2 separate regions of the Homo sapiens genome follow, and region 1 is linked to region 2. The links are chromatin loops, found by intact Hi-C in ENCODE. Cell type or tissue: B cell. All regions are shown on one strand. Links, peaks and the distances in the headings refer to the core of each region. The heading gives the core; the rest is flanking DNA. Region 1 overlaps PLCH2 (phospholipase C eta 2). Region 2 overlaps TNFRSF14-AS1 (TNFRSF14 antisense RNA 1).

What was found. A loop is a pair of places that touch in the nucleus more often than their neighbours do. Peaks named below come from ENCODE experiments on the same cell type or tissue, not always from the same donor. Only the 100,000 strongest peaks of a DNase experiment are listed, where the experiment ranks them.
Region 1: a loop joins it to region 2, with 3 times the contacts of the local background. A loop is called at or near these places in 5 of 110 quality-filtered maps.

Annotation. Positions count from the first base shown.
Region 1 is chr1:2,490,052-2,500,701 of GRCh38, reverse strand. PLCH2 (phospholipase C eta 2) reads right to left here. Exons shown (of 22, transcript NM_014638.4): 11 at 9,367-9,510; 12 at 5,754-5,846; 13 at 5,132-5,214; 14 at 3,998-4,095; 15 at 3,692-3,874; 16 at 3,093-3,200; 17 at 2,055-2,179; 18 at 1,874-1,958; 19 at 1,472-1,618; 20 at 982-1,061. Among named protein-coding and RNA genes, the nearest start is that of PLCH2, 19 kb to the right of the region's middle. RefSeq lists enhancers at 431-1,630, 8,159-8,720. In B cell, for the core only: no CTCF peak of the experiment used is centred there; DNase peaks (open chromatin) are centred at 3,351, 4,271, 4,901, 6,391 and 5 weaker places; H3K4me3 peaks cover 774 bases; H3K27ac peaks cover 734 bases.
Region 2 is chr1:2,543,257-2,553,906 of GRCh38, reverse strand. It overlaps TNFRSF14-AS1 (TNFRSF14 antisense RNA 1), which reads left to right. Exons shown (of 7, transcript NR_037844.2): 4 at 93-281; 5 at 1,204-2,915; 6 at 3,176-3,334; 7 at 3,633-3,987. Among named protein-coding and RNA genes, the nearest start is that of TNFRSF14, 7.8 kb to the left of the region's middle. RefSeq lists enhancers at 2,424-3,623, 4,840-5,709, 8,322-9,192, 10,064-10,650. In B cell, for the core only: CTCF peaks have their summits at 5,500 and 5,699 (motif pointing right); DNase peaks (open chromatin) are centred at 5,016, 5,726, 6,856, 7,606 and 4 weaker places; H3K4me3 peaks cover 3,148 bases; H3K27ac peaks cover 5,887 bases.

The sequences.
Region 1 (10,650 bases), core at 1,242-9,241, 53 kb after region 2:
CCAGGGCCCCCGGAGCCATGTCATGATCCACGTCACATGAGCGACAGTCTCCAAATGCTACCAGGAATCATGGATGCTAATGGGGTGCGGCCTGGGCATGCAGGGGCGGCGGGCCGCACTGTCCCGCGCACCGGGTACCTTCAAGGCTCCTAACAGAGCTGCACTTCTAAAAGTAGGCTGTGGCCATAGAGAAGCCGACTGCAAGACCAAAGAGACAGGGGGAGCAGGTGAGGCGGCCACAGCAGTGGCGTGGGGAGCCCTGCAGCCTGGGGGACGAGGAACAGATGGGTGGATAGACGGCAGGGGCTGGATGGCACCTCTGGGCCCGAGAGCATGGCAGGAGAGAGTCAGCACTGGGCCTGGGCAGGCCCCTCCTGCTGTGTGTGCGGGTTCCCCGAGGGCCAGCTGCAGCCAGCAGGACCCAGAGGGCACTGGGCCCCAGCTCAAAGCCAGGGCAGCAGGGCTGGCACCAAGACCACTTCCTGCGGAAGCCGAGGCCCCACCCTGACCTGGGGCAGGGGACAGACATGCTGGGTGTGGAGTCACAGGCAAACCCGGGCAGCTGCCTTCCACGTGACACCAGGAAGTAGAGGGGTGGGGGGTAGTAGAGGGGAGAGGGGCATCACTCGGTCCCTGCTGAGAAGCCAGATGGCAGCACTGTAGGGGTGGAGGCTGCAAGGCCCCCAAGAGTCTGAGACAGGCATGGGTGACACAGGGCGGGGCAAGGCCCGGAGCACTCAGGACCTGTCCTGCCCGAGATGCCCAAAGCCAGCCCTGAGATCAGAGGTGGGCACTGGTGGCTCAGGAGCCAGGCCCCCACAGCAGCCCCTCTTGAGATAGAGGAGCAGAGGCCCGGGGAGGGGACCCTAGGCCTCACTGCCTGAGTTCAGGACCCAGCACTGGGGACACATGGGGGGGCATGGGACAAGGGGCTGGTGTGGCCCCTCCCCATGATGGCTGGTGGCAGGGGGTGACACTCACCTTACCGCTGATGTCACTGACAGCCACATGCACGAAGATGGAGGCCTCTTCCATCCCTTCTAGGTACACGTGTCTGTAGCCTGGAGCAGTGTGGGTCAGCAGGGTCATGAGGTCACAGCCTCCCAGGGCCCCCACCTGCTCTGCCCCCCATTCTACTTAAAGGTCCCAAGACCCCAGATACACCCAACAAGCCCAGGCCTGGGGCCTCTGCCTCCTGTGGGCCCAGCACTACCCCACCTCCTCCAGGAAGCCCATTGGCATTGCACCAGCCTGCAGGGACCTCTTCCTGGGGGTGGCCCCTCCCCCACAGGCCATGCCCCTGCCTGACCCGCAGATCCCCAGGCTGGCTCTCCTCCCGTCCTCAGCTCCTGTCTCTTTGGTGCCAGGTGCAGGCCCACCTACACAGGCACTGACTCACAGGGGAAAGAGTACCTGCCCTGCCCTGGGGCCCTCGGCCAGTGTGGGGGGCACCGTGTCCACTCCTGCCCACCTGGCATCATGCTGCTGAAGGCCAGCGTCCTCTGGCCAATGAAGTCACGCCCGATGGGATCGTGGTCCCAGACGAGGAAGCGGACCAGCGCGATCTCCGGCATGTGCACCATGAAAACCAGGGTCTCCTCCCAGGTGGGGTTGAACCCTGGGGAAGCAGCGCCAGGAGGAGTGTCCCATGGGGAGGGCCCGGCCCAGCACCGCTCCAGCCTGGAGCCCCCGGCCCACACCACTCCCAGTGCCACTCCCGGTGCTGCTTCCGGGACTGCCCACCTAGAGGGGAGGGCGCCCAGGACTGTCACTGAGGGAGGCCTGGGCAGGGCACCCGGGCACACCAGGTAGCCCCAACCCTCCCCCCTCAGACTTCCATCACAGGTGTGACGGAGCCACGGCCCAGCCTCACCGTTGTCGTCCACCACGCGGGTCTGCTCCCTGCTGCAGTCCACAGGGAGCCCAATGATCTCCACCTCCACAAAGGGGTCGATGATCTGGGACACAGGAGTGGGGGTGGCATCAGGGCCCATCGCGATGCCCGGCCCGCCCCCAACTCCCACCCCTCCCGCCTGTGTGGGGCTGGCCCCCACCTCCCCACGGTCCCCCAGCATGGAGTCGCGCGGCTTGGGAAGCTGCTGGCCACTGATGATCCGGAGCACCAGCTGCTTCTTGAGCTGCCCGGGCAGGGGGTCCTCCGAGTTGGGGTTGAACACGCCTGAGGGGATGCCGGGGAGGTGGTCAGTGGCCCAGCCCTCAGCAAGCCCCCTGCTTGCTGGGGCATGGCTGCCAACAGCCCCCTCCCCAGCCCCCACATAGGAGACTGGAGCCGGTGCCAGGGGGAGGGAGGGAGGCAGTGGTCCAGGGGGGCACCTCGGGGTGCACCTGGCCCAGTATGGATCACCTTTGTGGCTACCGCAGCATGTGGGACAGAGCCCATGCCTCCCACAGCTGAGCCGAGGAGGTCACATGGCTTCTGGGGGTGGGTCTGGGTCCCTGGGGGTATGAGGGGTGGGGTCTCTGGTGACAGTGTCCCCAGGGCCCACTCAGGCTGAGAACTCTGAGGAGGGCAAGCCAAGGGCAGAGGTGGAAGTAGCTGGTCCACAGCAGGAGTAGCCTGGTCTAGTGGGAGGCCTGCTCGCCCAGCCCCTGTCCTGCCCTCTCCCATGGTGATACTCCTGCCAGGGCCACAGGGGGACCAAGCTGGAAGTCATCCACAGCAGACAAAACAGAGGTGTCTGAGAGCCGGGAGGAGGTTCCTCCAAACACCCAGCCCAGACCCAGGTCCTGAGACCCACAGAGGGGCCAGGCACAGGGGGCTGGGTCGCTGGCACTGGGGCCCCTCAGACAAGTCCTGCCATGAATCTCATGTGGGGCCCAGGCTCCCCAGTTCTCCATCCCTGGATTCCTGACGGAGCTGGGCCCTTCTTTGCAACGCTAGCAAGGAGGGTTCCCCCACCCACCTCCCCAGCATCCTGGGAGCTTCGTCCCAACCTGACCCTCCAGGGGACTCTGCCAAAGCCGCCCCCACCCCCTTGCTAGCCTGTGGGGCTCCGATCTCTGTTCTGGGGACACCCAGGAGGCCCATCCGAGCCCTGAGCGTCCGAGCCCTGAGTGTCCGAGTGCCTCACCCTGGCACATGCACCCAGGCTTGAGTACGTAGCCGCAGCCACCGTTGGCGCTGAACTTGGCTCGGTTCAGCTGCAGCATCCGCCCCTCTGACTGGTAGTTCAGGGCAACTGCGAGGGTGACACAAGGCTGCCCTGGTCAGCACCTGACCTTCCAGGTGTGTGCCCCGCCCACCCACCACCACACGCTAGCCTCCCCTGCACAGCTGCCGCGTATCTGCCGTCTGCCCCTCGTTCACCCAATGTGAATGGGACTCCAAGGTTCACACCTGTGCAGGACTGAGGCCAGCACATCCTGGAGGGACATCCCCGGAGCTGGCGCAGCCAGCCTCGCAGGCAGGTATCCCTGGGAGTAGGTGGACAGGCCTGCACCATCGCTCCCACATCCCCCACAAGGCCTGAAGGACCCTGCCCCAGTGCTAGCCTGGTGTCAGTGGCAGCCTGGTGTCGGCAGCATGCCACAGAGGTGTGGAGGCTCCAAGGGCAATAGAGCCCAGGACAGAACCGAGGCCCCAGCGGGTCCCCTGCTCGCCCCTTGGGCTTCAGGGACCGTCTGAGCCGAGCCCTCCCCACCACACCCAGCGCACCATGCCCGCACCCACCCATTTGGCAGCCGGCGTTCCAGAAGGGCTGCGGGTTGTAGTTGCTGGAGTCCACACGGTAGGAGGAGGGGTAGATGCGGGAGAGCTGCTGCTGGTTGAAGCGTAGGTACTGCGCCGGCTTCTGCTGCAGAATCTGGTGGGCCTTGGTCTCGCTGAAGGACGACACCTGCCAGCTGGACGCCGCTGTGGCGCCGGTGACCGGGCATCAGACTGCCAGTCCTCGACCTCGCCCGGCGCCCAGCAGCATAGCAGGGATGGGGGACAGGGAGGCCTCCGCCCGTGGCCCCAGGTCCCCGAGCCACTCACCCTCCATCTCTATGTCGTGGGTGGCCACGGACTTGGTGTACTTCACCAGGTCAGAGAGGGCCCGGGACAGCTTCATGGTCTTCTTCTGCCGGGTCGCCCTGTGGCAGGTGCAGGGGGTCAGAACCCCTCCCGTCCAGGGCCAGCCTGGCACCCAGCTCCGTGAGACGGGCTCCAGGGCTCGGGCAGCCTCATTAATTCACGCAGCAGGCCCCGAACCATCAGAGACGGACGCCAGACTGGGCCGCGGGCTGCGGAAACCTGAGTGCTGGGCAGGATGTGGGCTGGCTGGGAGCTACCAGCAGGTGCAAAGTCCCTAGGCACTGTGTGCAGTGGAGGATGACGTGGCCTGCCAAGCGTGGCAGGTGTGGGGGCTTCTGGAAGGTTCTGAGCAGGGGAGAGCTGGGCTCGGGGCCTGGGTCTGGCCTAGAATCGCTATGTGGAGAGGAGGCCAGGGTCCAAGGGGGCCTCCGTGTCGGCCGGGTGGCAGCGGCACACGTGGATCAGATGTGTGCTAAGGGCAGAGCCCGGCTGGCACGTGGGACGGGATGAGACAGGAGGGGGCTGTGCCCAGGCGAGGGGCACGGAGGAACCATTGGGGGATGGAAGTGAGGGGAGACGGCAATAGGAGGGAGTGGGCGGCACGGGGGGAGCCCAGGGTCCGGGAGGGGTGGGAGTTCCTTCTGGGCCTGTAGGTTTGAGACCTCAAAGAGACCCCAGACAGTGCTGAGGAAGGCCTCCGACACGGGGGCCTGGGCCTTGAATTCAGCCTGACTGGACGGGAAGAGGGGGAGCCACTTCATGGCAGGCATTTGTTGCCCCCTGGGGAGGGCATGAGGCTGGGGGCCTCATAAGAGGAGGCGGTGAGGACCGAGAGCCGACAGCCCGGCAGCATCCAGGGCTGTGGGGACCTGGGCCCTCCAGCCACCTGCTCAGCCGCCCCTGCCCCCACTGCCCACAGCCACCAGCCTGCCCTGCACACCACACTCCCTACCACTTCACTGCTTCCAGGGGCCAAGAAGGGGGTAGGTCCTGCCCTGCTCAGGGATGGTCCTGGTGGGGTCACCGCAGAGAAGGGCCCGGTTGGGCCAGGCTCCCAGGAGTGTGCGGGGCCTCCCCGTGGGGCAGGGCACCTACCCTCGGCTCTGGCCTCCCGGGGAGTCCTGACCCTCATCTCCCTCCTCCACGCTGGCCGCCTTCTTCAGCTTGCTGCCCTTCTTCTGTGCGGGGGGCAGAGGTGTGAGCTGTAGGGCCTCTGGCCCAGGCCAGGCCTTGGCGAAGGCTGGGGGGTTGGGGAGGGCCTATCCTCCGGGGTCCCCAGCGGCCCACGCAGCCTCCCATGTCCATCCCGCCTGGCTGGGCCTGCCAAAGCCTCCTCGGTGCCCTCTCGATCTGGGCTCTGGCAGACTCTCAGGGCAGCCACAAGGCACCTGAGCTTGGGGCGAGGGCCAGCGTGGGCCAGAGAAGGGATGTGAGCCAGCCAGGCACCTGTTCCCACCAGCTCCGAGCCCAGGCTTCTGGCCCAGTCCCTGGCACCTGCAACCGATAGCTCGGCCTGACTCAGAGGGGATCCTGTGAGCCAGGCTGGGAACCCTGGGGACTGGAGGAGACCCCCATCTGCTCTGGCTGGGGCAGGGCCCACTGGGGCACTGGGAGCAGGGAGGACACGGGGCACTGGGAGCAGGGAGGACACGGGGCACTGGGAGCAGGGAGGACACTGGGCCCAGACCGGGACCCTGGCCTGGGAGCTGCGCCGGACCTTGCGCCTGGAGAAGCTTCCCACGACGAGGCGGCCATTGCGTCTGCTGGCCCCGGCATCCTCCCCAGACTCCACGTCCTCTTCAGCCTTGCTCTGAGTCCAGGGGAGAGACAGGGACAAGGTGAGTCTAGCCTTGAACCAGGCAGGGAGGCCGGGACAGCCCCTGGTGGTCCCAGAAGGCCTTCCTGGAAGAGGTGGGCTTGAGCCAGGTCTGGAGTAAGGCAGACGGGAGGGGAGGGCAGGGCGGGGACAGGTTGGGGAGCCCCCGTGGCAGCCGTTCCCAGTCCACCCTGGGGCAGAGGCAGCTGCCGAGGAGAAGCGGCCTGAAAGTCAGGCCCCGGTGGAAACATTCGCTCACACCTGCCTCAGCGTCTCTCATGTGTTGTTTTAAACTCGTTAAGTTCTGAATCCTTTTTTCCCACCAGTGGTGACTACGTAATAACTGCGTTTGTGTGCCTGGAATACTGCTCGGCCAGGCCTGCTTGCGCAACCCTTTTACGAGCATTCCACGGCCCTGACCTGTTCCCGCAGTGCGCGGGTATCCCTAATCAGACACACGGCTCCAGGTGGGCACTCCCTGAGGCGGGTTCTGAGCTGGGGAACCCCAGGAAACCACTGTGAGCCTTCCTACCGCTGTATAAGTAGCAGACACATCCAGGGCTACCCTGCCTGCCCCCCGCCGAACCCAGGGCTGCCTCACGAGCTGCTCATTCACCCCAAAGCTCATTCCCAATGGAACCAGCAGAGCCTGTGCCACCACCTGACCCCTGCAGCCCCTCCCACAGACACCTCCAAAACATGGCCCAGCTGTGCTCAGGAGGGGCTCCCATACCACATCCTGTCCCCCACCAAGGGTGGGGGCTACTTTCTTTGAAACACAGCAAAGCCGTGGGCCTGCAGCAGCGGTCCCTGTTAGGAGGGGGCTTCCGCCAGAAGCGGACACATCACCCACCCGTGGCCATGCCCCTGTACACGCCCACCCCTCTGCACACACCCCTGCAACACCCACAGCACGCCCCTGCACACACACCCTCCCACACCCCTGGATGCTCCCACACTGCTGCAAAGAGGCCACTGTAGCTCTCATGACCACAGACACTCGGCGCTCAGCCACGCCACAGCAAACAGCTCCGACTGCTGCCCGCTCTCCCCAGCCTGGACCTGGGCCTGCCTGGACACTGCCTCGCTGGACGCGTTGGAAATCAGGGCACGTCGCGTCCGCAGGCCCCATGCCAGACGGGCCTCTCAGTCCTGTTGATGCGGCCGGGGAGCTCCCGCCAGCCTCCCTGTGCTCTGGGTACCACGGCCCAGAGGTGTGCCCTGCCCCTCCTTCACCCTCATAGGGAGCCAGGATGGGATTGGACGGCCCTCCCCACGGCCCAGAGTGGCCAAGGGGCCTTCCCGTCACCAGGCTGCACTGGCTGGAGCCCGAGGCCCCACGTGCACTGCAGCAGGAGGCTCCCAGGTTGTCCAGGTCCACATGGCTCTCAGACATGCTCGTCTCTCTCCACCTCCAGAAAAGCCAGCCCCGGTTTCCTCTGAATTTATTGGTGCCACGGCTGCCGGGAGAGGCGCTAGGAGCCAGACTGACAGTGCGCCTGGAGCCGGTCGGGGCCACCACACTTCACAGCTCCTTAAACATCCCCAAAATGCTGCAGTGACCCAGAGCCACGAGCGACTGTAAATCCAGGCATGACCGAGGAGAGGCACGCGCTGACCCAGGAGACGGACGGCCAGACACAGCCCGTACTGCACGGCCAGACCCGTTGTCACCCCTGGGACTCCCAAACAGAGGAGACAGCAAGACCCAACTATGCTCCAAGGGGCTGCAGGCAGCAGAAGGCCCAGGTGAGGGGGCCTGGATGGTGGTGGAGGGTCTCAGCCAGCAGCAGGCCCCCCAGCCCTGCCTCTGTCAGGGAGGCTGGGTTCTGGGCCCCGAGGGGGTGCTCAGGGAAGGGTCCTCACGGGGCAAGGCTGTTGGCTGCACAAGCACTCACCGGGTTGTGCTCAGCTTTCTGGGGGTGGGGCCCCTCCTTACCCACCGGCTTCTCTCCCCAAGATACCCATTCCTGCTGCCCCCGGGCCTCAGGGACTCGTGAGTAGAGGTCTCACGTCCTCAAGGTTCATGGGCAGAGGGGACACCGGCTACCCCAGGGGGACAGAGAGGCACAAGTGTCCCTCAGTGGGATTTGCCATCCCCACGACCCCCAGTGCACAGACACCCCCTTTACCTGGGCCACGCCCTCCGTGAGCTCCAGGGCTGAACGCGTCCCGGCCTGGCCTTGGGATCAGCTCCGCCCCTCGCCTGTACCAAAGACTCTGAGACCCTTCTGGGGTGTGTGTCCACACCAGGCAAGGAGTGCATCTCATCAGGGGGGATTCCCGCTCCTCCCCCAACCTTCGTGGCTGTGCCTGAGCCCCTCCTCCTCCTGCAGGAAGCCTTCCCTGAGCACAGAACCCCCAGCAGCCGCTCAGACCTGAGGTCTGCAGGGGACCACTCTCCTGGACCCGCAGATGCATCTCCAGGTTTTGCACAGGCCCAGCTGGCTGCCCAGCAGAGCCACAGATGGCCACTCTCCCCCACCTAGACACCTTGGGATAAAAATAAAGGAACGCCTCTCAGCTCGGGCCCTGCAAGAGCCACCTGCACAGGGCATGTTCCTCGAGCTCTCCTGCGGTGTCAGCTGTGCCGAGTGCTCCGAGGCCCGTGGGCGGAAACGCAAACACCTGAGTCTAAAAATACTGGTCCTGGAAGGGGACACAGCACCCTCACTTGGCCAGGGAGAAGTCACCTTCCCACCCTCCCCAAGGGTTAGGAAAAGAGCAAGGTCCCTGCAGGGACAGGCAGAACGAGCCGGTGCCACAGGGCACGGTAGGGCTCTCCAGGCACCAGGAGACCGTGTCCCCAGCATGGGCGCCCACCAGCACTGTCACCCTGTGGAGGGTCTGTAGGGCCCACCCACGCTCCCCACTCTGCCCCACCCGCAGCAGGACTGCGGGATCTGCCGGCCACAGCTCCTGGCTCCTTCGAGGTCTGCAAGGAGGCTCTGTGCACCAGGAGACCGTGTCCCCAGCACAGGCGCCCACCAGCACTGTCACCCTGTGGAGGGTCTGTAGGGCCCACCCACGCTCCCCACTCTGTCCCACCCACAGCAGGACTGCGGGATCCACCGGCCACAGCTCCTGGTTCCTTCAAGGTCTACAAGGAGGCTCTGTGACCGCAGGACCCGGCCCACCCTGCCTGTCACCTCTCACCCCACACACACTCCATTGTGTCTGCCATGACAGCCCCTGAGGGCCATTCGCTCCATGTGGAAACTTCCCCACGTGGCCACAGGCAGCTCTAGGCAGGGGCGCTGGGCAGGGAAGGCAATCATGTCCCCCCAGCTGGGCAGCTCTCAACGACTGGCTGGGCTTTGAGACCCCGCTGGTAGGTGGGTATGGATCATGCAGGTGTGTGCGGAGGTGTGTACAGAGGTATGCTTGTGTGCAGATTTGTGTGTGCACAGGTGTGAGTGCGCACAGAGCATACGTTCGGGGGCCCTGGCTGGCCCACAGGCTGGCTGTCGGGGGGGCCTGTCGGCATCAGGGGTGTCACCTTTTTGGCCTCTACCTTGCGTCCGAGCTTTCCAGATGGGGACAGTGTGGAGACGGAGAAGTTGTTGGGGTCCTCACAGTCCCGAATCTTCGACTCTTTGATGAGGGAATCCAGTTTCCTCTTAGCAGTGTTTTCTACACGCTTTCGATTGGTGGATGCCTGCAGGAGCCAGAGGCCGGCCTGTTGGCATCTGTCCCGAGCCCTGCGAGTAGTGGCAATGACAACCCCCAGGGTCACAGCACTCTGCCCACCCCAGGCTCAGGGAAGGCGTGTGATTCACCTCAGGGCCTGCAGGCAGCCACAGGCAGGACGGGAACCCAGGCCCACCCGACTCCTCCAGCAGCACGAGTCTGCCCAGCGGCCCCCAGCAGAGCCTGTGCGGCTTCTGGCCCTGTGGCCTGGGAGGTCAGTGCGCCAGCAGGCGGCACAGGGTCTGGAGTCCCACCACTGGCCACCATGTGCCTCAGGAGATGGCAGGGCCAGGGGCAGACTTCAGGGCAGCCTCTGAGCTGGGTTGGACGCCCTTCCCTGCCAGTGCAGCCCCCCGGGTGCCCCTGATGAACTTGGAATCCTTGAGGACAGGGTCTGGGACTTGGGTGTCAGACGCCCCTGGTGCCAGGTTGGAGTGGGCACAAAGCCAGGAGCACCGTGGAGCTGCCTTTGCCATCACGTGGGCCACACAGAGGCGTGTGCCGCACATCCCAGGCAGGAAGAGTGCTGCTGCCTCAGGAGTTTCTAAAATGGTTGGCCGCGTGGCCAGGAGCACGCTGCACAATTATCTCCCCATGCATGGCCCCTCTGGAAGCAACGGCCTTCCCTGCCTCACAGCAGCGGCCCCAGAGCAGTGTCCAGAGGAGAGGAGATCGGCGCCCCCGAGCCCAACACCTCACAGGACCCTCCCATCTCTGCAGCCCCCCACCCTGGCCCTGGCGGGGACACAGTGACAGCGCTCTGTGGAGGTGACTGCTGGTGGGACCCCCATATCAGAGTTGACCTTAGAGATGGCACTGCTTGGAGATGAGGCCAGCACTGGCCACGGGGGTGGCTGGGCAGTACTACCAGCCACCCAGCGTCCAGCCAGACTTGGTGAGGAAAAGGGCGGGAAGCTGGGAAATCCTGTGCCAGGGCCTGGGTGGGCCAGGTGCTGGTGGGAATGGGGTGGAGTCTGGCGTGGGACCCAGCCCCCAGTGCTGCCCCCACTTACTGAGGGGCCAAGAGGACAGGGCAGGGGGAGTGGATGGTACCCCAAGAGTCAGCTCAAATGTGGGAGCTGAAACTGGGAAGAGGCAGGCCTGCAGC
Region 2 (10,650 bases), core at 949-8,948:
CCATGGGGGGCTCTGAGGGATGAAGAGGAAACTGCGGGGGCGAGGTGGGCTGCGCGTCTCTGAGAAAGTGTGTGAGTTGAGTGCTGCTGCAGAGGGAAGCTGGGGTCCACCGCTGGTGAGCGGGGAGGGGACGGGACACAGAACCGGCCGTGGCCCACCCCGAGACGGAGGCGCAGACACCAGGCCCGTTCTGTGCTCTGGAGGCTTTGGGCAGCTGTCAGGCTAGTGGACGGTGTGCAGAGCAGATGGAGGCGTGAGGAGGCGGCTCCGGGGTCACCTAGGTGGGCAGCCCTCACAGGGGAGGCCGAGGGGGAGGGCAGGAGGGCGGAGCAGGCGGCGGTGCAGGAGGCCCGTGGAACTTGGAGGGCTCTGTGTCCAGCTCTCATGGCCCAGGGCGGGGGCAGCTCCAAGGCCTCGGGCTTGGGGACAGAAGGGAGAGGACTTGGGGGTTGGGGGTGGTCAGAGCATTGTGGGAGGGATCTGGGGCAGCTGGGGCTTCCCAGAGGGTGAGGTGTCTGCTGGGAATTGGGGCAGCCCCAGGCGTCCCCAGGCCTCCAGCCCAGCCCCGGTTCCTCCACGCTGCAGGCCAGGGTATCAATTGCCTGCTGGGAAACCTCAGGGTGCCTCTGTCTCAAGTGCCTGCCCCTGACACTCCTGGCCCTGGGCTCCCCCCGCCTCCCCGTCTGTCTGCTTTCCCCACCTCCTCCCCTCCCCTGGCCGTCTTTCTGACTCGGGGATGGCGTCACCTCTCACCCCAAATCAGGACCCTGGGCCCCAGCTCTGTTCCCCACCTCACCTTCCTTGTGACCAACTCCTGACCTCCCGTGGGCTTGGGGTGTCTGTGGCCGGAACATTCCTCAGACCCTCTCCTCCAGCCCCACTCTGTCCCACCACCCAGGCATCCCCCACCTGGGTTCCAGCCCTCCAAGGGGCCCCACGCTCTGTGTCCATGATCAGGACACTCACACGCACCCAGCTCGCGCCCTTCCTTCCAGACATTCGAGCTCTGGAAGCTCACAGTCACCCTAGCTTAGTGCACAGCCACAGGCCAGGCACCTTCAACATCCCCACCTTCCAGGTGAGGAAACCGAGGCACCGAGAGCTGGGGGCCAGGCCAGGGGGTCTCCCTGGGGGGAGCAGAGGAGTGTCGGACCTCAGAAGAGGCTCTGGGGGTCTGAGCCGCCACCGGGCGCTGCCTTCCAGGTTCAGCAGGGACAGAGCTCAGGGGGAAGGCACCTCCCGTCCTGGTTCAATACATGGACCCCTGACCCTGGGAAAGGGACTGAGCCAGGGGAGGCCTCAGGTCACTGCACCATGAAGTTGTGGGGAGCTGCGGGGGCCTCTGGGCTCCGAGCTGGGCAGGCACAGCGTGGGGACCACGTGCCGAGGGGAAGAAGCGTGCCAGGGTGGACGTCTCAGTGCACACGCAGGAACATGCAACGGCTGAGCCAGCCCAGAGAGGCAGCGGAGCGTGTGCGGGGCGGCCGGCGGAGGAGCAGCAGGATCCCAGGCGGGAGCGCACGGCCTTTTCGGAGGCAGGTTCCAGGACAATACTAAGCGTTTACATCATTGCACTATTTGATCCAGGAGGTCCCACTGTGGCGTTTCATCGATAAACGCACATGCGAGGTGGAGGGTGGCTGGTGTGGAATGTGCCCGGCAGCCTTCATAGCAAAGGAGAATTCTAGAACCAACCGAAGTGCCCCTCTGAAGGGAGCTGGTCCCGTCCGTTCCAGCCGCCGTGGAGTAACACAGCCAGCAGTTTCCCTCCTGCCACGAAAGCTCGAGACTGAAACTCAGGATGAACTGTTTTCAGCCCGGGTCACCCCAGCCCTGGGGTGGAGGCCCATTGAGGATGGCCGAGCAGGGGCGGGCATCCAGGCAGGTCCAGCAGTCCTGGCGGGCTGAGGAGAAGGAGGTCAGTGCTCAGGGAGACATCCGCAGAGGGACCTGGCAGGCAGAGCTCCAGAAGGGAGGGAACTGCACAGACAGAAAGCTCCAGAAGGCTGCCTGAGGGCCTCTGAGGCCTCCGGAGTCAGGCGCCATGGATGTGGAAGGTGGACTCTTCAGCATGGATGGGACCCTAGGGGGCTGTGGACCCCCGGCCCCTGGGACTCACAGGTGGGAGACAGGAGTTCCAACCGCCAGGGGGAGAGTCCTGGAGGATCCTGGGCTGTTGGCAGCCACCCAGCAGGGCCCGTCCTGGGAGTGGGGCTGGACTCTTCCTGCAGGAAAGGCTGGGCTGGACCTGCTCTGAGAGGCTTCAGAACCAGCCACACGAAGACCAAAGTGAAGAGCAAGGAGCTGAACTCCACGCAGAACACAGCGCAGCGTCCTTTAAAGGAAGGCCAAAAACAACCCAACAAAAATGCCAGGTGATCAAAGCGGTCACAGCACAATGTCCACATCCAACGAGAAATTGCTACTACGTCCAGACGCAGGGAAAGGTGGCCGTGGGAACGTGAGTCAGCAGCAACAGGCCCAGAAGGGCAGCCACGGTGGACTTGTCAGACGTGGACCCTGAAATGACAATCACAGCATGATTTCAGGCAGGAGCCTGAAATGGTACAGCTTTGGACATCGGTTTGGCAAATTCTTTTAGAGAGAAACACACACCTTCCCTAGGACCCAGCAACTCCACTCCTAATAACCAAGTGAAATGGAAGGAGTTGTCCTCAGCAAAACGTGTGTGCGGAAGTTCACAGTCACTTTCTCGGTGATAACCAAGAGCTGGAAACCACTGCAACACCCACCAGCAGGTGAACGGATTAACACACTGGGCTAGGGCCACACAATGAGATGCTCCGTGGCAACACAAAATGAACCGTGGACACACACTGCACGGCGGATGAATATGCAGACATCAGGCCACGTGAAGGGAGCCAGGCCCCGAGGCGCCACGCTTTGTGATTCAGGTGAAATTCTGGGACAGGCAGATCTAACCTGCAGGGAGAGAGAGGTCAAGGATGATGGGGCCAGGGCTGGGGAGGGGTTGGGAAGGGGCTCATGTTGCTGGGGTGTCAAAACAAAGCAAAGGGCCACAGACTTGGGGGCTCAAGAAATGGAAACACAATGGTGTCATGGTTCTGGGGGCTGGAAGTCCAAGATGCAGGGGCAGGTGGGGTTGGTTCCCTCCTGGGCCTGCAGATGGTACCTGCTCCCTATGTCCTCACAGGGTGGTCCCTCTGCGCCCAAGACCCGGCTGCCTCCTCCTCTTCCTGGCTGCAGGGAGTGCTTGTGTCTGAAGAACGCCAGGCTGGTGTCCCCAGAGGGCGGCTGGAGGGGCTCAGAAACCATTTTCACCTTCTGTCTCCTCCATGTCTGCACTGTTTGGGTTTGTACCCGCCTGTGTCGCTTTTGCACGGGAAGTGAGATGGAGAGACACGTGAACCACCATTGCTGGGGTTCCAGCATGGGGCCCCAGGGGACCCATGGCTTTCCCAGAAGGAAGCTCTGCCATTGGACAGCCGGTCTCAGGCTGCTGCACAGGCCCCTCCCCGCCCTCAGCCCTGGCCTGCGGGAATCAGGAAAGGGTGGGGTCCAGCTGCATTGCGAATGGACTAAAGCCACTGATTTGCACACTTGCCAATGGCTGAAATGGTCAATAAAACGTCATGTACCTTTTGCCACAGGAAAGAAAGCACGCAGCCAAAGAGCGCAAAGAGGCTCAGAGGAGGCCCGGGTGCCCTGGAGAGACGCTGCGTCCTGACGACACAGCATCCCTGTCCCGCAGCGGAGATTTCCCAGATGAAGGATTCCCCGGCGGGAGACAGGGCCCTGCACACAGGTCCTCTGCCACGCTGCTCACCATGCCTGTGTGTTATCTCCCCATGAAAAGTCACCTAGGCCGAGCATGGTGGCTCACGCCTGTAATCCCAGCACTTTGGGAGGTGGAGGCGTGCGGATCATCTGAGATCAGGAGTTTGAGACCATCCTGAGTAACATGGTGAAACCCCGTCTCTAGGAAGAATACAAAAATTAACTGGGCATGGTGTCAGGTGCCTTGTAATCCCAGCTACTCGGGAGGCTGAGGCGGGAGAATCGCTTGAACCTGGGTGGCGGAGGTTGCAGTCACAGCGTTTGCAGCGAAGCGGCTCCCAGAGCTGGGAGGAAAGCCCCGCCTGCAGCCAAGCTCCTGCTCCACCACCCCAGGTGCAGAGGGGCTGCCCCAGGCGGGGGACTCCAACTCCCTCTCAGCCAGGGCCAGGCCTGTGGGGTCCGGGCCTTCTCAGGGCCGAGGCCTCACTGCCCGAGCACGGGCCCTGCCTGCGGCAGTTACGCGGATGGTTCCTTTTTAAACGCAGGAGCTGCCGTCATCTTCTCTCACTCAGTGGTCATCACGGAAAGTGAAAACGACGGTGCTGCTCCTCCCACGGAGGAGAGACAAGCTCACAGGTGGGGAAGCCAGACCCTCGAGGATGAAGTGGGGGGCACAGCCCTGTCCTCCCTCAGATGCCCCAAGATAGGCCAGGGTGGGAGAAGGGGGCACCTGTCCCAGGCACTGGGTGGCCGCTGCCCGGCAGAGGGTCTCTGCCCCCATCAAAGGGAAGTGGAGGCCCCCAGGGTAGATTCTGTTTGGCCTGCATTTATGTAGCACCTACTTTATGTCTGGAAGTCGGGGGGCCCATGGGCAGGATCTGTTCAGCCCACATTTATGAGGCACCTGCTGTATGCCTGGCAGTGAGGGTGGGGCCCCAGGGGCAGGCTCTGTTCAGCCCACATTTATGAGGCACCCACTATATGCTGGGCAGTGGGTACAGGGATGGCTGCCCAGGCTGGCCTGTCCCACGGAGGAGAGACAGGCTCACAGCGGGGAAGCCAGAACCCCAAGTGTGAAGTGGGGGGCATGGGATCAGAGGCGGCCCAGACCCCATGAGCTGGGGCTGCACCAGGCACAGAAAGAGCAGTGGCAGCGACTCATGGCTTCAGGCTGCTCAGGTCCTGCCTGGGCCGACTGCAGGAAAAAACAAGGACTTCCGCCTCCCTGCGGTCCCTCCCCTACACCCGCCCACGTGGCCAGGACGTGAATGTCACCATGGGGACTTCCGCAGGGCCTAGTGCTTTCCTTTTTGTTTTTTGTGTTTTGTTTTTTTTTTTTTGAGTCTGGCTCTGTCACCCAGGCCGGAGTGCAACAGCGCGATCTTGGCTCACTGCAAGCTCCGCCTCCTGGGTTCACGCCATTCTCCTGCCTCAGCCTCCGGAGTAGCTGGGACTACAGGCGCCCGTCGCCATGCAAGGCTGATTTTTTGTATTTTTAGTAGAGATGGGGTTTCACCGTGTTAGCCAGGATGGTCTCGATCTCCTGACCTCGTGATCTTCCCGCCTCGGCCTCCCACACTGCTGGGATGACAGGCGTGATCCATCGCACCCGGCCAGGGCCTGGTGCTTTCCCAGACAGGTGACTGCCCGTCTGGTCTCGGCTTCCCCTAAGCAACATCCCAGGATCCTGCGGAAAGACCCACCCAGGCCTGGGCCTTCCCTGCTCGGTGCAGGGCTGTGGGCGCGACCCCTGGCAGCAGGCCAGGACGTGGGGGGCCGCCCTGCCAGAGCTGGGACAGGGCCAAGGGACCCTCCACCTCTGAATTTGCCTTGGGAGCTGAGACTTCTGATGGGAGACCTCAGACCTCTGTCTGTCTCTTCCTCTGTCTCTTCCTCTGAGCCACAGGGGCTGCAGGTCCAAGCCTTTTGCCTGGACAGGCCGCTAGCCACCAGGGGGCAGCAAAATCCAGGCCCTGCCTCCCCGGCCGCAGGTGCCACTTCCTAGAACCTGGGCTCCCTGTGCCATCACCTGCGTGCCTAACCCTGGGTGTGCATTTGGGGCCACACTCACTGCAGCCCTTTAAGAATCCACCCCCTCCTCCCTCCCCTCCCCCTGGGAAAACACAAGGGCTGCCCTCCATGGTCTGGTTGTCAGTGAGGGACACGGGGCTGGGCCCAGACACTAGAATAAATTATTCGGGTAATACATGGTTCGATGAGGGGCCAGGTGAGCCCGTGGGGGTTGGGCAGCCATGGTCGGGTTGGATCACGGTCCAAGGCCGGCCCCCACTGCTGCAGGGCCTCAGCCCACTCTCACTTCCTGTGTCTCTGTCATGGTCCCAGAGTGCAGGAGCCCCGTTTGCTCATCTCTAAAATGGAGTCATGTCGCTCTGCCTCCCGAGCTATTGGGAGGTGACTGGCGGACACTCCCACAGGTGGCTGGTACACAGCAGGGCTCACAGGGGCACTGGACAAACCGGGGCTCCCCCAGATTGCTGTGGGCAGGGAGGAGCTGTCCCCAGCTCAGAGCAGCCCTGACGGGCTTTCCAGCAGGGGCCAGGGTAGAGGCCAGCGGGGCAGGGCCCCAGCCCAGGGAGCCCCGAGCTCCCTGCCCACGTCTTGAGCAGAAGCCTCCAATCTCAGGGGCTGCAGTCGGCCAAGCTGTGGGCCAGAAACTCAGGCAGAAATTGCAGGGCTAGTGCCTTTATTAAAGCTCCATGGAGGGGCAGCTCCAAGGCCTGCACGCCACAGTTGGCCGCCATTGCCCAACTGACACAGCACATCCCCCCCGCAGTGCCTCCACAGCCCCACACCCCGGGGCAATTAGCACAGGGCCATGCCCTTCCATTGCGCAGCGTTCACCCACCCCACCACCACTTCAGCATAAACCGTGGAGTCCTTTCCCAGGCTGGACGGAGCCGGGGTCCAGCTGCGGGGCCTGGCTGGGGAAGCGCTGCCCGGCTGGGGAGGCGCTCCCCAGGCCCTCCCCACACACCTGCCCCTCCCCGCCGGGCGCATCCCCACCTCCCGCTGCCTCAAACCGCCTTCCTAACAACACCCTTTCCCCAGAGCCCCACCTCCAATATGTAGACTGGCCGCTCCCTCCATGGGAGGGGCTGCTCAGCCCACGCCCCGCCCTGGCGCTAGGCACCAAGCAGGAGGGGAACGGAAATCCTCTCTGGTTCGCTGGGAGATGGGGAGCCTGGCAAAGTGGCCACCAGGGCGTCCACCGGGTCCCCTGTGGGCGGGGTTGCTGGGCGCTGCTCCTGGGCAGAGGCCGAGGTCTCTCCGGCCCGTTGCTCTTCATTCACCGTGGCCTGAGACTCCCCAGTACTCGGTGGAGGGAGAAGGCCGGAAGGCTTCCCGGAGGCGGCGCGCCAGGCCTTCCCTGAGGTCCATCCGCGGCGCTCTCGGCGGCCCGGGCTCCGGGAATGAGGTGGCTGGTGAGGCCCGCGGAGTGGGAGGCCGGTAGGACGCGCGTCCTGCCCAGCGCAGGCGACAGACACCCCTGCCGCCACCCCCGCCAGGCTCGCCGGGGACGTTTCCTGTTCTGTCCCCAGCTGGGAGCTGGGCTGGCACCGCACGAACTTCTCGGACAGCAGGGAGAGCAGAAAGGTGGCAAGGAGCGCCCACCCGCCCCTGCCTGGCCCCGCAGGAGGGCCCTGCGCTACCGCCGCACCGCCACGCTCTTCACTCTGGAGCACCGGCCTCAACGAGCGCGCGGGGCGGAGGGCGGCCGGGAGGCGGCGGCGGCGCAGGTGGTGGAGGCGTCTTTATGGGCGCCAGGCAGTGGTGCACGCTTTCCCACGCCCGGCAGCCAATTGGAGGCCAGGGCCAGAAGAAGCACGGCCCCGCCCCCTAGCTCCGGGCCGGGCCACCCCCACCCCCACCCCCCTCACCCCCCACACCCCCCACTCCCCGCTCCCCCCGCCCCCGGCCTCCAGCAGGGCGATGTGGGTAGGCGTGGCTGGGGGGTCACGTGGGACCTGACCGGGAGGAGGAGCCTGCCCATACGTCCCTCCGTCAAACCTGCTCCCTCCCTGTCCCCAGCTTTCCGACCACCTGACCTGTCCTCCATCTGACAGTCTTCCAGCCTGGCCAGGAGCAGCCCCAGCCCAGGCACCTGCCCGGGCCTGGCCTCCTCAGGGGTGAGGACAGGGGCCGCAGAGGCAGCTCCAGCTGTGGAAGCAACAGGGAGACAGGCCAGGGAAGGGGCTGAGCCGCAGCTACTGCACAGGGGGGCCAGGGCCACTGCTCCAGGAAGCCCCCACCCTCCTCCTGCACTTCCTGATAATCCAGGCCAGCGGCCACCTCCCCCAGGAAGCCCCCGACCCTTCCCTCCCCTGGGCTGGCTCTCATATTAAAAGGTCATCCTTGGAGGTGCTCTGGGCAGTTAATTCCAGGCAGCAGCCCCACACCCCAGCTTCTCCAAACCTGGTATTTGTTAACCAGCCGCCCTTGGGGGTCCTTCCATCAGCCTTGGGAGGCAGCAGTGCTGTCCCACACCTCAGACAAGGAGACTGAGGTCCAGGGAGGAGGCCTTACCCAGCTCACTGCCCCACCAGGTCCCTCTCCTGCCCCCTACACTGACAGGGTGGGCTGCTGGGTGGGCAAGAAGATGGTTGCAAAGGGTGTGAGAGCCGTGCAGGCCAGACTTGGAAGCAAGGAAGGTGCCAGCCCTGGGGACTCATGGCCAGCGTGTGGGGGCGAGCAATGGGTAGTGTGACGGTGGAGGCACGGCGCCAGGCATGGTAGTGGGTGCCTGCAGGGTCCTCCTGAGCCATCCTTTACCCAGGCACCCATGATAAATGACAGGCCCAGGAAGGGTGCCAGTCTCGGGCCAAAAGAGAGGGGGTAGCAGCTGGCCTGGGTGGCTGCACAAGACTACCCCTATGCCCTGGAGACCTCCTGCCCCCATGGCCAGAAGGGAGGTGCCTCCCTGTCACGAAAGTCCTGCTGGGGGTGGCCAGGTAGGCTGTGGCTGCCGCTCCGACAGCCCCGCCTGCCTGAGGCCATGAATGGCCGGGAGCCTTTTGTGGGTGAGCAGCTGGCTGCCGGCCCTTTCTGTGGGGCTGTGGGAAAGTCCTCGGGCCAGCCTCTCACAGCCTCTCAAAGCCCGGATTATCTCTGGGTCTGCAGGACACCCTCTCAAGGACGCCCCCAGCATGCTTGGGGGCAGGGACGCCTCTGCAGAGGCCCTGTCTGCTGAGCTGTGGCCCCAGAAGTCGCTTGGCCAGGAAGGGTCTCCTGAGTGGAAAGACCCCTCGGACACCCCACTCCATGCCCCCTACCGCATCCAACCGCCCAGACTCAGAAATGCCCGCCACGCCAGGCAGGCTGTCCTGGAGCCCCGGCTCACTGTTGTCCTGGCCTCTAGCCCTCTGGGGAAGGGCGTGCTCAGCAGAGGAGCTTGCTGGGGGTTGCTAGTAACCCCCCCTCGACCCCAGGCCACGTGGCTGCGCCCACAGCTGGGCAGACCCAAGCCAGATCCAGGGCTGAGATCACACTTGGAGGTGCTCAGGGCTGAGGGCCTCGAGGCAAGTGCTCACTTACTCAGCACCTACTGCATACAGGCCAGGCAGAAGCTGCTCAGAGTCCTGAGAGTGGGGCAGGACCACAGCTGCCGCACCCACACCGAGCAGGGGTGGGCCCAGCTCTAAGCAGAGCTGCCTGCGGCCAGCTGGCCTTTCCCTGACCCCCAGCCAGTTTCCAGGAAGCCTGGAACACGGGCAGGGGTCGCCCACCCAGGAAACCGAATGAAGGCGAGAAGAAGCAGAGCCGGGCAGTGCCTGGGGCAGGGGTCTGCGTGCCGAGGCCACTGCACATGCCTGGCGCTCATCCACTCTCCGTCCTCAGCACAGGCCTTGGGTGGGAGCGTTATCAGCTGCATTGCACAGATGAGGAAGCTGAGCCCCAGAGGGCCCACCTACTGAGGGGTACTCCCCAGATTTGAACCCCGTGCCCACAGCCCTCCCCACTGGGCCGTGTGCACACAGCCTGCATCAGGGGTAGGGCAGGGAGGCAGGCGCCTGCCTTGGTCCCCTCCTGGCACCTAGTGCCATGCCAGGGCCAGAGCGTGCAGGGGACAGCCAGGAGGCTGCGGGAACTGGAAGGCACTGGACAGGCCAGATGTGTGCGGTTTCCAGCGCGGTTGCTCAGGGAGCCTCGGCTGCTTCCCAGGCCTCAAAGGCAGCCTGGAGGGGGCCCTGCCGCCCGCTGGGACGACTGCTCCCCAGATGGCCTCTGAGGCCGGAGCTCAGCACACAAAGCCCAGGCAGCCCGTGGCGAATGAGTTTGTTGCCGCGCACGCGCCTTTTGTGCAGGATGAATGTCCGCAGAGGGGGGTGGATGTGGGAACCCACCCGGAGCGGGCTCCAGCCCAAATGCCCCTCCAGGCAGGGGAGGTAGGCGGGTGCCTGGGGCAGCACACAGCCTCGGTGCCAGCCCCGAGCCCTGACACAGGCAAGCAGTGCCGGGCTCCCCCTCCCCCACCTCACGCAGGAGCCACAGGCGAGGGAGGGCTGAGGGTGGCTGCCACTCTGCTGAGGGTGGCTCCAGGGCGGGGGAGCTGCCTGATGGGGCTGGAGCCCAGTGGGCTGAGGGCTACTGAGCAGGAGGCTGAACACATTCCCAGGGGCTCCAGGGGCTGGGCCGGGGTACTGGGGGGAAGCAGGACCTTCTGGAACCTGCCCTGGGCACCTTCAAGTCCAGAGGGTGGCTGCCCTCCAGAAGCCAGAGTCTCCCCTGGTTGAAGCCAGGATGCATCTCAGTCCTGGGGGTGGGGACAAGAGGCTGAAGGTCTCTGCCAGACCTAGGGGGCAACTAGAGGAGGAAGCGCAGACTCCCAGAGCCCCCTCCCGTTCCTCCTCCCTCACCACGGGACCAGCAGAA